2 separate regions of the Homo sapiens genome follow, and region 1 is linked to region 2. Evidence: chromatin contacts called from ENCODE Hi-C or POLR2A ChIA-PET data. All regions are on one chromosome and are shown on one strand. The core of a region is the stretch at or near the end of the contact, and the rest is flanking DNA. Distances in the headings are between cores, read along the strand shown.

Region 1 (7,338 bases), core at 3,743-6,242, 170 kb after region 2:
GTAGCTGGGATTACACACGCTTGCCACCATGCCTGGCTAATTTTTGTGTTTTTAGTAGAGATGGGGTTTCATCATGTTGGCCAGGCTGATCTCAAACTCCTGACCTTGTGATCCACCCACCTCGGCCTCCAAAAGTGCTGGGATTACAGGCATGAGCCACTGTGCCCGGCCATGGGTCTTGTTTTTTATCCATTCAGTCATTCTTTGTCTTTTAACTGGATAATTTAATCCATTTATATTCAAGGTTATTATTGATAGGTAAGGGTTTATTACCACCACTTTATTTGTTTTCTGGGTTTTTTTTAGACCTTTTCTTCTTTTTCCCTCTATTACTGTCTTCCTTCATGGTTAAGTGATTTTTTCTAGTAGTATGTTTTGATTCTGTGCCACTTATTTTTAGTATATCTATTACAGGTTTTTGCTTTGTGTTTACCATGTGTACAAAAAACATCTTATAGTTATAACAGGTTATTTTAAATTGATAATGACTTAATTTGACTGCAAAGAATAAAAGTAACAAAAATAAACTCTCCACTAATATGCCCCATCTTGACTTTTTCATGTTTCAATTTACATCTTTTTATATTGCCTATCTTTTAACCAATTGTTGTAGTTACCATCATGTTTAATAGTTTTGTCTTCTGTCTTCATACTTAAGAAATAAGTGATTTACTTGCCCCAATTGCAGTATTAGGATATTCTGAATTTGTCTTTTTTTCTTTTATTAGTGAGTTTAATACCCTTAGATATTTTCTTGTTACATGTTAGCAACCATTTCTTTCAAATTGAAGAACTCCCTTGGGCATTTCTTGTAACACAGATTTGGTGATGATGAATTCCTTCTGCTTTTGTTTGTGTGGGAAAGTCTATCTTTCCTTAGTATCTGAAGAATAGCTATGCTAGGCACAGTATGCTCGGTTGGTAGTTTTTTCCTTTAGCACATCAAATACAGCATTCCACTCTGTCCTTGCCTGCAAGGTTTCTGCTGAGAAATCCACTGAAAGCTGTATTGGGTATCTCTTGCATTTGGTTTGTTTCTTTTATCTTGCTGCTTTAAACATTCTTTCTTTGTCTTTGATTTTTTTAAATTTGATTATAATGTGCCTTTGGGATTTCCTCTTTGGGCTGAATTTTATTGGTAACTTCTGAGCTTCTTGTACCTGGATGGTGTCATTTTTTTTTCAGATTTGGGAAAATTTTATCCATTATTTATTTAAGTATGCTTTCTAGGCCTTTTCTCTTTTGTCTCCTTTGGGAATGTCTATTATGTGGAAATTAGTTCACTTGATGGCGCCCCACAATTCTTGTAGGCCCTGTTCACTCTTTTTTTAAATTCTTTTTTCTCTTTACTCTTCTAATTGGGTAATTGGGGTTATCTGGGCTTCATAAAACTGGATGTCTATTTCCCTTCCCAGATGTGGGAAGTTTTCAACCATTATTTCCTTAAATAAGTTTTCTACCACTTTCTCTTCCTCTTCTCTTTGTAGAAATCCCATAAAGCATATATTGGTATGTTTGATGATGTTCATAAGTTCCCTAAGTTCTCTTTACTTTTAAAAAATTATTTCTGTTTTTTTTTTGTTCCTCTGACTGGATAATTTCAAACGATCTCTCTTTGTGCACACAGATGCCTCTTCTTCTACCTGATCAAGTCTGCTGTTGAAGTTTCCTCTGAAATTTTTCAGTTCGGTCATTGTGTCCTTCAGCTCCAAAATTTATTTTCTTTTATCATCTCTATGTCTTTGTTGAAGTTCTCATTTTGTTCATGTATTGTTTTCACGATATCATGTGGCTTTCTTTCTGTGTTCTTTAATAGTTCACTGAGATTATTTAAGACACTTATTTTGAATTCTTTTCCAGGCAGTTCTTAGGTCTCCATCTTTTAAAAGATCAGTTATCGGTTTTATTGTGTTCTTTTGGCATCGTTGTATTTTCCTGATTCTTTGTGATCCTTATGGCTTTGCACTGGTGCCTGTACTTTTGAAGAAGGAGTCATCTCTTTTAATCTTTACAGGCTGGCTTCAGCAGGGAAACCCCTTCCCAGTCAGGCTGGCCAGAGATTCTGAGTGGGCTGGCTGGTGGGATCCATAGGCTGGAAAACTGCTGGGGTCAGTGGGTAAGCAGGCTTGCTGCTGTGGTCCATGGGCAGGTGGCCTGCTGCTGTGCGCCACCAGCATGCCGTTGAGGTCTGCATGTTGGTTGTTGAGAGCCCTCATCTATTTCTGTTGTTCTTAGCAGCCCCCAGGCAATCTAGCCTTTCTGATTCACTCAGTGTTCTGGGTGAGGCATAACAGAAGTGAGCCTCTCAGGCAGTAAATCAAAAGGCTACAGAAGAGTCAGATGCTCACTGCATGCTCTCTTTCCCCCATGGGAGAACTTATGGGCCAAGGAGATCTGTCTTGGTGCTGCATTCTACTGGCCTAGAGGAGGCTTGGTGCTGGTAAAGTAAAAATATTCTTACCCTTTTCAATGTGTCTTTTCTCATTTCTGTGCCCCATCAAGGTGTTGAATACTCTTGCTTGGAGTCCAGAGCTCTCAGAAAAGTAATTTTATCTATGGATGGTTATTAAATCAGTATTTCTGAGGGGAACAAGGGCTGGCACTTCCTATTCTGCCATCTTGCAGATGTCACTTCCAGAATTCTTTCTTAAGCAGAATTTGCCCCCTTAATTTCCCTGGAGGGTTTCCCAACATAAACTATTGTGTTCAGAGACATTAGGAACATTTCTCCCAGTTCATAGCTTAGGTCCAAATAACTTTTCCAGGCCTGCTTTTCTGCCAACCATTTCATGTTTCATGGAGCAGCCATAGGGCAGTGGTTTCTCACCTGGGGGTGACGGTATAGTGGTTTTAACTCCCGGGGGACATTTGGCAATGTATGGAGACAGTTTTGGTTTCATGACTTGGGAGGGGATCTTACTAGCATTTAGTGGAAAGAGGCCAGGAAAGAGTGCTGCTAAACACACTACAATACACAGCCCAAAGTGTCAAACTTATTGAAGTTGAGAAGCCCTACCCTATGAGTACAATTAGTAAATAATTAATACATATAAAGTACTTAGAAAGTCTCTGGGGCAATAGTGAGTGCTCAATAAATGCCAGCTATTTATAGGGATGGTCTGAATGATATCCCATTGTTGTACCAAACTGCTTGTTGACATTCAGTTTCATATTTAACTGTGAACTGCATAGAAGCATGTGACCCTCATGTGAGCATCAGCCTCCCTTCACTAACATAGTCCTTTGTGCGTATGAATCACTCCTACATGAGAATGGAGCAGTAGAAAGAAAGGGCCAATCCCCTGATTGAAGATGAACATCCTTATCTCTGAAATTCTAAGGCAGAGTTAGAAGAAAAGAGGTTGGAGTGCATTTCTGATTAACTTTGTAAATTTTAAAATTCCTACAGTTAAGTGAATTTGAATTTGGTAACAGAAAAAGTATAAAATTACTCTATTTCATAAAAGAAACAGAAATGATCTTTTGTCTTTTTCATGTATAAATTTGGCTGTGACCCACAGAAGTATGAAGATATGGTTTCCACACCAATGTTAGGCCTTCTCAAGGAGCTTAGAGTGTGTCGGTGGAGAGGGAGAAGCCCAACGGGAGATCTTATTCCACCTCTGCACGTCTTCAGGACCCCTGTGGAAACATGTGATCTCTAACAGTCTCTCTGGGGCTCTGCCCACCCCCAGCAGTGTCACCTCACATCACCGCACAATAAGAACTTTCTCATCATGAACATAGCTTTCTCTGGAGAAGCTGGGAAGTGCTTAACTATGCCAGAAGCTGGACAATTCAGGTAGAAGTGTAAATGTTGGCCTAACCTTCAAAGGACAGAAATAGCTTTCTTTGAAAGTTCTCAAAGGTGTTTCAGAACTCTGGAAAATTTTAAATCTTAAAATAACACTACAATTGTCCATTTGTCTTGGGGATGCCTGTGCGGAGTGAGAGTGAATCCCTAAATTTGACTTTCCGTCTCTCCTCCACTGCAGGATGTGGTTGGGCTTTTTCGTCCTTGGGCTGCCAAAACTGAAAAGCACCTTGCTCCACTCCAGAGGAATGTGTTCAGTGTCCTTTATAGAACCCACTTGTTTCCTGGCCTGGAAGGGGGATTGTCCCGGTGCACAGCCGGGCTGTCACATGTGTGACGTGTTAGCTGTCCCCCTCCCAAACATTAGCAAAGCATAGTACTGCGAAAGCAAATGTGGCTCCCAGGGCACCGCTCACAGGCTGTCACCAAAGCTTATGATCCCCGAGCTGACTGGGAATGGGGAATGTCAGGGAATACACAGTCTCCGCCCCCTTCTCCTTCAACTCTCACCCTTGGGCACATCACTCACGTCTCCTAAATCATCCCATGGTTTAGGAGTCAGGCAGTGATACACATGCTCTGAGCAGATTCTCAGGTGCTCTTAAAAGCTGCCAATGCTAATATTGCCCTGGAAAACAATGATGAGTATTTTAGAGCGACCCACTCACTGGGTGAATGCATTGAGTCAGCCCATCCCCCTGCCTTCACTGACTGCACTGCGGTGGGGTGGGTGGTGGTGTCTGTCCCTCTCTCTCTGCCTTCACTCCTAACTGACAGCTCCTGCCACCCTGATGCTCAGGTTTCATCATCCCATATACTCTGGGTCTTGTTCCGACTCTACAAAGAAAAGGTGCCACGAGGACTGTGACAGAGTATGACTATAATTCGGTAGAGGTCTCATCTCAACTCCTTGTTTTACATACCATGTGTTAACTGAGGCCACATGGAGAGGGTAATGTGAAGTGTTACCTGAAGGACGGTGGCAGAGCTCTGTGCACTGGCTGCCCCGAGGGGGCAGAAAGGAAGGGAGGGAGGGAGGAAAACAGTAGGGAAGAAGGAAGCCACTCTCTGCCCGCCCCCTGCCCCATCTCAGGCCCTAGCCCTCTGCCAGGAGCGTCTCCTGAGGCTGAAAGTGCCCCCTCCCGCTCTCAGACTCTGCGCTGCCATCTGCCTTGCTTCTCTCGGTACCACTTCCCCTGCTCTCTTTTGAATCGGATTCTCTCCTTCAAACTCCAGCTGATCCAGCCCGCACATGCCAGGCCCGTATGTAGATTCGTCTGTTGCCACCGTCCTCCAAGCCCTAGGGAGGGGTTGAGCTCCGTGGAAGGCCTCTGATGGGAGGGACACGACTCGGAGGCTGAGCAGCACAGGACACCGTGGTAAACTGGGATTCTTCTTTGCCTTTCTCAGGGAGGCAAAAGGTGCAGAGGCCTGCAGTGTGCTGTGAGCGACAGTGCCAGCTAGTGGCGCACGACTTACATCGCTAGCTACAGGGTTTCTTTTCTTTTTCTTTCTTTCTTTTTTTTTTTTTTTTTTGAGGCAGTCTCACTTTGTCGCCCAGTGGCACAATCTCAGCTCACTGCAACCTCTGCTGCCCAGGTTCAAGCAATTCTCATCGGTCAGGCTCCCGAGTAGCTGGAATTACAGGCATGCTCCACCACACCCAGCTAATTTTTGTGTTTTTAGTAGAGAAGGGGTTTCACCATATTGGCCAGGTTGGTCTTGAACTCCTGACCTCAAGTGATCCGCCTGCCTCGGCCTCCGAAAGTGTTGGGATTACAGGCGTGAGCCACTGTACCCGGCCCAGCGTTTCTTGACAACAGGGAATTGGGAGGATGCAGTCAGGCCTGGCCTTTAGTGGGTTGTAGAACTCCCTCTAGGGGTAAATGCTCAATAAAAATGGCTTAGCCTGGCCAGGTGTGGCGGCTCATGTCTGTAATCCCAGCACTTTGGGAGGCCAAGGTGGGCGGATCACGAGGTCAGGAGATCGAGACCATCCTGGCTAACATGGTGAAACCCCGTCTCTACTAAAAAATACGAAAAACAAAATTAGCCGGGTGTGGTGGAGGGGGTCTGTAGTCCCAGCTACTCGGGAGGCTGAGGCAGGAGAATGGCGTGAACCCGAGAGGCGGAGCTTGCAGTAAGCCGAGATCACACCACTGCACTCACTCCAGCCTGGGCAATAGTGGAGCGAGACTCCGTCTCAAAAAAAAAAAAAAAAAAAAAAAAGCCTTAGCCTGAAGAACACTGCCTTGCTTTCCATTTGGATTCTTTTCCTGTAGTTTGAATAAAGACGTAAGTTTTATAAAAATGTCTAGCCTTATTTTATGCATGTGCCCTGAGAAAGGTCTTAGACTCATTTACTGAAAGATGAAAGCAGCTATGTTTCTGAAATGAAGTCACTCTTCAATCACTTACTGCCTAGCAGGCAGCCACTGCCAAGTCCATTTTCCTGTTTTTATTGGAAAAAATATCATATCCCTTCCTTTAAATTTGTTTTTGATTCAAAAAAAATGGTTCTGAGATGTTAGAACATGCATGCTATGTGTCAAAATCTAATATTCACCAAAATCTAATAGTCATCAAACACTAGAAGCATTTAAGAAGAGGGCCGGGCATGGTGGCTCATGCCTGTAATCCTGGCACTTTGGGAGGCTGAGGCGGGTGGATTTCCTGACCTCAGGAGTTCGAGACCACCCAGGGCAACAGGGTGAAACCCTGTCTCTACTAAAAATACAAAAAAATTAACCAGGTGTGATGCCGTGTGCCTGTAGTCCCAACTACTTGAGAGGCTGAGGCAGGAGAATCGCTTGAGCCCCAGTGGCAAAGGTTGGAGTGAGCCAAGATCATGCCACTGCACTCCAGCTTGGGCCACAGAGTGAGACTCTGTCTCAAAAAAAAAAAAAGAAAAGAAAGAAAGAAAGAAAGAAAGAAAGAAAGAAAGAAAGAAAGAAAGAAAGGAAGGAAGGAAGGAAGGAAGGAAGGAAGGAAGGAAGGAAGGAAGGAAGAAAGAAAGAAAGAAAGAAAGGCTAAGTGCTGATTGGCTGCATGGAGGTGAATGGGCTTCCTTGCGATTAATGAGGCACAGCAGAAATGGAAGACGGGGAGGGCTTGAGGATGCTGTCCCAGGACAGTCCAAGGGACACAGCAGGGGAAAGAGATGTCCGGGCAGCAAGAGACGGAGAGCAAAGCTTGGGCCCTGACAGCATGGACCTACTTCTTTGAATCCCAGAAGGCAAAGTGCATACCCAGCCTACTGTGAGCTCATCCTCATCCCTGCCACTCAATTCACAGTTCTAAGAGTTGATACAGAAAATTAATTATATTTCATATATTCAATAGGTTAGACACAAACATTTCCTAATTAACTTTATTTCTAATAACATTACACCCCCTGCCAAAGCAATATTCTTATCTGAGGCCAGAGTTTGCAGTGGGAAGATGTAGAAAAGGAGAATGGGATCTATCCTGGTCTGGGAATTCTGTAAGAGTCTAGGAAGGCAGATGGAGCATGTGATAGCCTG
Region 2 (7,310 bases), core at 1,429-3,928:
CACTCCGTCGCCAGGCTGGAGTGCAGTGGCGCGATCTCGGCTCACTGCAACCTCCAACTCCTGGGTTCAAGCAATTCTCCTGCCTCAGCCTCCCTGAGTAGCTATGTAATTTAAACCTTGGATATTTGACAAACTTTTCAAAAAACTTTTGACCGAAATTAACTTTAGGACATTCCAGAAAGCCCTGGAACTTCTAAAAGGAACTGTAAAACAAAGAGATTAAGCCAACATGGGCTTATCGAATATTTTAAATTATATGGGAAGCACTGTCAAAACATGGAATGATGTTTAGCCTTCGAGTGACAGTTATATGGATGTGTTATTAATAGATGTTCCAAAATTGTATAAAGTTCCTAGAAACCTATGTCTTCATATAAATGCTATCAGTCATAATTATGGTTCACGAATAACCAAATTTCCTTGTCAACTGCATTGCCATAGCCATTTTAAGCCTTGGTGTTCATAGCAATTGCTTTATTCCAATGCCTTTCTGAAAGTTACTTGCAAGCACTTACAATCTTCAAGTGTTATGTCTTCAGGGCAGTTCATGGAAAGAATGGAAAGAATGAAAAAAACTCTGACAAGTATATAGTTTCTAATAATTTTGAGTTCATAGCATTGGACTGAATTTCCAAAACTATAATAGCACAAAACTGATGGGCTTGTGCTAAGCAAGTTCACAGCAGGAATTAATTACATGGAGCTGGGCACGGTGGCTCATGAATGTAATGTCAGCACTTTGGGAGACTGAGGCAGGAGGATGGCTTGAACACAGGAGCTTGAGGCTGCAGTGAGCTATGATCGTGCCACTGCACTCCGGCCTGGTGACTGAAACATACATACATACATACAAGCATACATATATAAAACATGTGCCTACCATATGTTTCAGCCATTCCACCTCTGGATTTATCTAAGAGATGTGTCTAAGAGAATGAAAGACTAAGTCTTTGCAAAGACTTTTATATGAATTTTTATAGCACATTTATGTATCACAACCAAAAATTGTAAACAACCCAAATGTCTATCAACAGATGAATGAATCCAAAAGATACATAGTTGAGCTATACTATATATCTCAACCAAATACTACTCTCAATAAAAAGAAATAAACTATGAATACCTACAACTTGGATAAATCTCAAAATATTTATACTGAGAGAAAAAAGTCAGACGAAAAAAGGACACACTGTATTATTCCATTTCTATCTCTTAAAAATTCAAAATAATCTGCAGTGACTGAAAGAAGATCAGTGGTTGTCCGGGGCCACTCTCAGTACCAATTTACTGTATGAGTCTGTTCTCACACTGCTAATAAAGACATACCCGAGACTGGGTAATTTATAAAGGAAAGAGAGTTAATTGACTCACACTTACCACAGAGTCCCCACAGGGGCAGCACCTAGTGGAGCTGTGAGAAGAGGGCCACCGTCCTCCAGACCCCAGAATGGTCGATCCACGGACAGCTTGCACTAAGTGCCTGGAAAAGCCACAGACACTCAACGCCAGCTGTGAAAGCAGCCAGGAGTGGGGCTGTACCCAGCAAAGCCACAAGGGTGGAGCTATCCAAGGCCATGGCAGCCCACCTCTGGCATCAGTGTGACCTAGATGTGAGACATGGAGTCAAAGGAGATCATTTTGGAGCTTTAAGATTTAATGACTGCCCTATGGATTTTGGACTTGCATGGGGCCTGTAGCCCCTTTGTTTTAGCCAACCTCTCCCATTTGGAATGGCTATATTTACCCAGTGCCTGTTCCCCCATTGTATCTAGGAGGTAACTAATTTGCTTTTGATTTTATAGTCTCATAGGCAGAAGGGACTTGCTTTGTCTCAAATGAGACTTCGGACTTGGACTTTTGGGTTAATGCTGGAATGAATTAAGACTTTGGGGGACTGTTGGAAAGGCATGGCTGTGTTTTGAAATGTGAGGACGTGAGATTTGGGTAGGGTGGAATGATATGGTTTGGCTGTGTCTCTACCAAAATCTCATCTTGAATTGTGGCTCCCGTAGTCCCCACATGTTGTGGGAGGGATCCGGTGGGAGGTAAATGACTCAGGGGTCGGTTCCCCCCATGCTGTTCTCGTGACAGTGAGTTCTCATGAGATCTGATGGTCTTATAAGGGCCTTTTCCCCCTTTTGCTCGGCACTTCTCCTTCCTGTCAACCATATAAAGAATGACATGTTTACTTCCCCTTCAGCCATGATTATAAGTTTCAAGAGGCCTCCCCGGCCATGCCAAACTGTGAGTCAGTTAAACCTCTTTCCTTTATAAATTACCCAGTCTTGGGTATGTTTTTATTAGCAGTCTGAGAGTAGACTAATACAGGAACGCAGTGGCACAATCATGGCTCACTGCAGCCTTGATCTTCTGGCCTCAAGAAATCTTTCTGCCTCAGCCTCCCGAGTAGGTGGGACTACAGGAATGCACCACCACGCCCGGCAAATTCGAAAGAAAAATGTTTGTAGAGACTGTGTCTCACTGTGTTGCTAAGGCTGGTCTCAAACTCCTGGGCTCACGTGATCCTCCCGTCTTGGCCTCCCAAAGTGCTAGAATTACAGGCATGAGTCACTGTGCCCAAGCCTATTTATTTATTATTTTAGAGACAGGGTCTCACTCTATTGCCTGGGCTAGTGTGTAGCAGCACAATCATAGCTCACTGCAAACTAGAACTCTTGGGCTCCAGGGATCCTCCAGCCTCAGCCTCCTAACCAGCTAGGAATTGGCGTGTGGCACCATGCCCAGCTAAGTTGTAAATTTTCTGTAGAGACAAGGTTTTGCTACGTTGCCCAGGCTGGTCTCCAACTCCTGGCCTCAAGTGATCCTCCCACCTCGGCCTCCCAAAACTTTGGGATTACAGGCATGAGCCTGGCCAAATTATACATTTTAAATATGTGTGGTTTATTTTATGTCAGTCAGACCTCAATAAGGCTGTTTAAAAAACGAAAGGGCAGCTAAAGTTTTCAACCGATAATTAACAATGTGTTTTTTTCAAGTGACACACATTTTCCCAAACTTTTGGTTTTTTGAAAGACTCTTACTGAGCAGCTAAAAACAACCAGTTAATGAACTGCCTGTCTTTAAGAAACTACTGTCATCTGACTTATCCAAGGCTATTTTCAACTTAGGGAAAGGGAAGCTTATTTTTGTAAGAAAATAATTGCTCCTCCACCTGCACTCAATTCATTCTCGAGCAAAATTAACCTGCTGAGAATAAGGGTGTTATTTTACGTGCCTAAATTGCTTGCCCATGGAATTCTTGAAATAAATTATTTTCACTGGGACTGGGCATCCTTTTAATTCTAGATCACTAATTTAACATCCGCTCATCTGTTGGTCTTGAATATCAGCAACCAGTGAGTCCGACTCATCCCAAACGACAGCAGATGGCCAGGCTCCTCCCCCTGCATCCAGACTCACTTCCTCCTGGTGAAGTTGGCTCTCCAGCATCCCTTCCAGTACTGGGCTCCCAGAAGGATGCCTCTGAGAGGCTTCCACGCACATGAGTGTTAATTTCATGTGTCAACTTGAGTGGGCCACAGGGTGCCCGGATTAAAGATTGTTTCTGTGAATGTCTGTCCTCTGTCATTATTTGGAAAAGCTGGAGGAACACAGGCTGCAGATTAATGAAGACCAGGACACAGCAAGACACTGATTCTGCAGCACCTGCTGTAAAATGATTCACTCCAGGAAGCACAGGATCAGTGCAAATAAGTGCTGTTAATAATTAACTACTTTGCAGATGAGAGCTGGCCAGTTATAAGCTCCTCCCCTGTGGATCAATCAATAAGCAATGGAAATAAAGCATCCCTAAAATTATATCTATAGGAGAACACCGTTTCATTTTATTTTATTTAGAGCTTTTCAAAAGTACATTTTTTTGTAAAAGATAACCTCTCTGTGTCTTCTTTTAAGTGCTTGATTAGTGAAGTATGAAAATATCAACTATGTCAGGAAAGCAAGATCACAGAAGCGGATTATCCCACTTGCATGCAAAACCAAGGACAACAATTAGAGAAGAATATGCCTCATTATGTCCAGGTGACACCCATGCAATGCAGGGCTTCTCAGTCTCCAATGGGCACATGAATCCCCCAGGATCTTGTCAAAATGCAGATCCTTGCCTCAGTGGATCTGGGCAGGGCCTGGGACTCTGCATTTCTTCAAGGCACCGAGTGAGGCTGATGCTGTTATTCCACTGACCCGACAAAGACTTACGAAAATGAGGAATCCTGGGCAAAGAGCTTTCCAACCTAAGGTGCACCGTGCAGCGCGGGCTTCCAGGACTCAGGATGTTCCCTGCTACAGATGGCAGGTTTGAGTCCCCCAAAATGTATATGTTAAAACTTAGCCCTTAGAATGTATGTGTTTGAGTCCCCCATGTATATGTTAAAACCTAGTCCTTAATTTGATGGTATTTGAAGGTGGGTCCTTGGGAGGTGATTAGGGCATGAGGGTGGAGCCTCACGAGTGGGATTAGTGCCCTTCTAAGAAGAGACACTCACTCGAAGTTCTGCCTCTCTCTCTCTCTCCACCATGTGAGGACACAGAGTGAAGGTGGCTGTCTGCAGGCCGGGAAGAGGGCCCTTGCCAGACGCCAGATCTACTGGCGCCTCAATCTTGTATTCCCAGCTTCCAGAACTGTCAGAAATAAATGTCTATTATTTATACGTGACCCAGTCTGTGGTCATTTCATTACAGTATTAGGAACAGACCAAGATATTCCCTTTCCAACAATCTGAGCTATCCTTCACTTCTTCCCATCACCTGAAATACAAAGGGTTATCACTCAGCCTATGATGCTAGAAACCGCAGACGCTCTACCTTCGGGTTTAGGAGTGCCATGAGCTAAAAGCTCCGGCCTGCTAATGGCAGAGGGTAATTGTGGCTTCCATGACTGGGTTCAGGAAATGAGTGCCACTGGGGACCTGTGACTGCAGGGAAAGGTAAGGAAATGCACTTCATTCTATTAAACCTCCCGGCTGAAGCGTTTGTCTGTGGAATGCTAGTGAGGATGCAGGACACACATTAAACAGCATCAAGACTTGCTTCTAGACGATTTTCTCCTTGAAGCCTAGACTTTAAACAGCCCTGATGTTTCAGGTGAAGGATCTCTGGGGAGCACCAGCAGCCCTGTGGAGCCCTCATGATGAAGTCAGCACAACACAGGGGGGCGGGGCGGGGGTGTTGTGTCTGCCTGGCACAGCCTGGTGGCTTCGTGGAGAGACAATGTTTAACAGCCAGTAGCATAGTAATCCAATATTCTCCACTCCTCTATAGAATACCTGCCAATAATGACAACATGTGAACAAAGAATTCCCCTTCAGCATCAGAACTTTCCATTAGAAACACGTCTACCTGCTCCTGTCTTTGATATCTCAGAAGCCCTCCAGAACATTCAGCGTGTCCAACTTGCTCTGGTTTTCTGGCACCAAGAAAGCTCAGGTTAAAGTCAGAGACTTAGCGTTCCCACCCACATTCCAGAATTCTGCCCGTGTAGAGCCTCTAATGATATCACATCCCTCACCGCGGCACTACAGCTGTCCTGCTCTCATGTGCAGGTAAGCGGTCACTCCTGAAGTCCTGGGCAAGGAAAAGATCATTGAGACGCAGCTTCCTCCTTCCCAGAGCTCGGGCTGGAAGCTCCCAGCCCTGGACAGCCAATTCTCATCTAATACCCAAACTCTCCAGCCTCACCTTAATTCTTCCAGCTCTGTGGATTAGACAGAGGTATTGTATTCATGATCAAGTTCTTCTCACAGAGACGCAAACCCTTTTCTCTATAACTTCACTCCTGGTGCCGGTCTCACCTTTCCTCCAGTAGCCTGCCTTTCAATGACAGCAGCAGCAGGGCAGTGCTGAGGGCGGCCACCCTTCTGAGCACTCACCACCTGCCAGGTGCAGTGCAAAGGACAGGCCAGAAGGACCTCTGACATCATTCCCATTTTGCAGATGTATCAGTCCGTTTTCACATTGCTAATAAAGACATACCCAAAACTGGGAACAAAAAGAGATTTAATTGGACTTACAGTTCCACATAGCTGGGGAGGCTTCAGAGTCATGGTGCAAGGTGAAAGGCACTTCTTACATGGTGGCGGCAAGACAAAAATTAGGAAGAAACAAAAGTGGAAACCCCTCATAAACCCATCAGGTCTAGTGAGACTTATTCACTGTCACGAGAATAGCACAAGAAAGACCAGACTCCATGATTCAGTTACCTCCCCCTGGTTCCCACAACATGTGGGAATTCCGGGAGATACAATTCAAGTTGAGATTTGGGTGGGGACAAACCATATCAGCAGATACTGAAACTGAGGCCCAGAGAGGTCAAATGATGTTCTTGGATTACAAGCTAGCAAATGTAGGAGGCAGACCCCAAAGCTCACTCTCCATGCCATGCTGTAGCCTGCCTGTATAATCAAGTGTCTCACTGTGCTGTGGTCAGGCCCTCAGACCCAACATCCTCAAGCCCCCAAATGCTCCACCAGCATCTCCCTCCCCAGGCCCAGCCCAGCAGCCCACACCCCTCCTGAAATAGGGCTTCCCTCTGAGCCAGCAGAAGAAGTGAGGAGGGCAGGAAGCTCCACCAGCCTCTATTGTAATTGGATCTTCCTGCTGGCAGTTCTCGGTGACAAGAAAGGGCCAGGTGGTGCTTACATGCACTGAGGAACCACACGCTCAAACACTGCCTCCAGGCCCCAACCCAGCCGCTTCCATCCCAGCACCCTGAGCTCAGTGTCTGTGCCGCCTGCAAGCGCTCCTCGGGCCTCAGCAAAACATCCTAGAACACAGCTAGGTGCCACGGGGACTAGAGCTGCAGCTTGAGAAGGCACCAGTCCCAAAAAACTCCCGAAAAATACTCTAATCGGGGTTTTGTCCATACTTTAAACTAGTGGAACTGTTTCTAAAAAAAAAAAAAAAAAAACTTTAATGGGCCCCATATAACTTAATACATGGACATTCACAGGCAGACATATACACATACACACACTTTGCCCTGCCTGGTTTCTTGGCATCAGCAATTTCTTTGAAGAGGGCTGCTCCGCTACGTAGCACATTACAGTCAGATGTGTGGGCAGCAATCAAATTCCCTTCTGCCTGTTCTGGTCTAGAGAGCCATTCCCTAACTTTACCATGGTATTCACAGGTGACACTCACCGCTGCAGGCCTTTCAGCCTGAGAGTGCCAAGGTTAGAACTGCAATTTTGGTGCATCATTCTGGCAGGTGCTGCAGCAGAACGTAGGGCTTCCTGCAGAGAGGAGATGGGTGGACACGCTGTGGCACCCCTGAGACGGTGAAGGGGGTGCCA

The links. Hi-C counts contacts between places; a loop is a spot of excess contacts on that map. ChIA-PET counts read pairs that join two places held with the same protein, here RNA polymerase II (POLR2A). Pooled maps may share reads with other maps.
Region 1: a loop to region 2 is called in a map of adrenal gland, with 2.5 times the contacts of the local background. The contact joins two enhancer-like sites. A Hi-C loop is called at or near these places in 1 of 168 maps with a recorded cell type or tissue (adrenal gland), 1 of 37 single-sample maps with no recorded cell type and 9 of 50 pooled maps. POLR2A ChIA-PET finds 5 or more read pairs at or near these places in 3 of 52 experiments (OCI-LY7, WTC11 and activated naive CD8-positive, alpha-beta T cell).

The regions. Positions count from the first base shown.
Region 1 is chr15:25,928,844-25,936,181 of GRCh38, forward strand. All of the region lies in intron 1 of LINC02346 (long intergenic non-protein coding RNA 2346), which reads left to right. Among named protein-coding and RNA genes, the nearest start is that of LINC02346, 30 kb to the left of the region's middle. RefSeq lists enhancers at 1,623-2,124, 2,125-2,624. Within about 2 kb of position 4,993, at least 2 of the 41 ENCODE cell types and tissues checked have a DNase peak (open chromatin) inside an H3K27ac peak, as active enhancers do.
Region 2 is chr15:25,759,998-25,767,307 of GRCh38, forward strand. The region is part of intron 2 of ATP10A (ATPase phospholipid transporting 10A (putative)); the gene reads right to left. Among named protein-coding and RNA genes, the nearest start is that of MIR4715, 85 kb to the right of the region's middle. Within about 2 kb of position 2,679, at least 2 of the 41 ENCODE cell types and tissues checked have a DNase peak (open chromatin) inside an H3K27ac peak, as active enhancers do.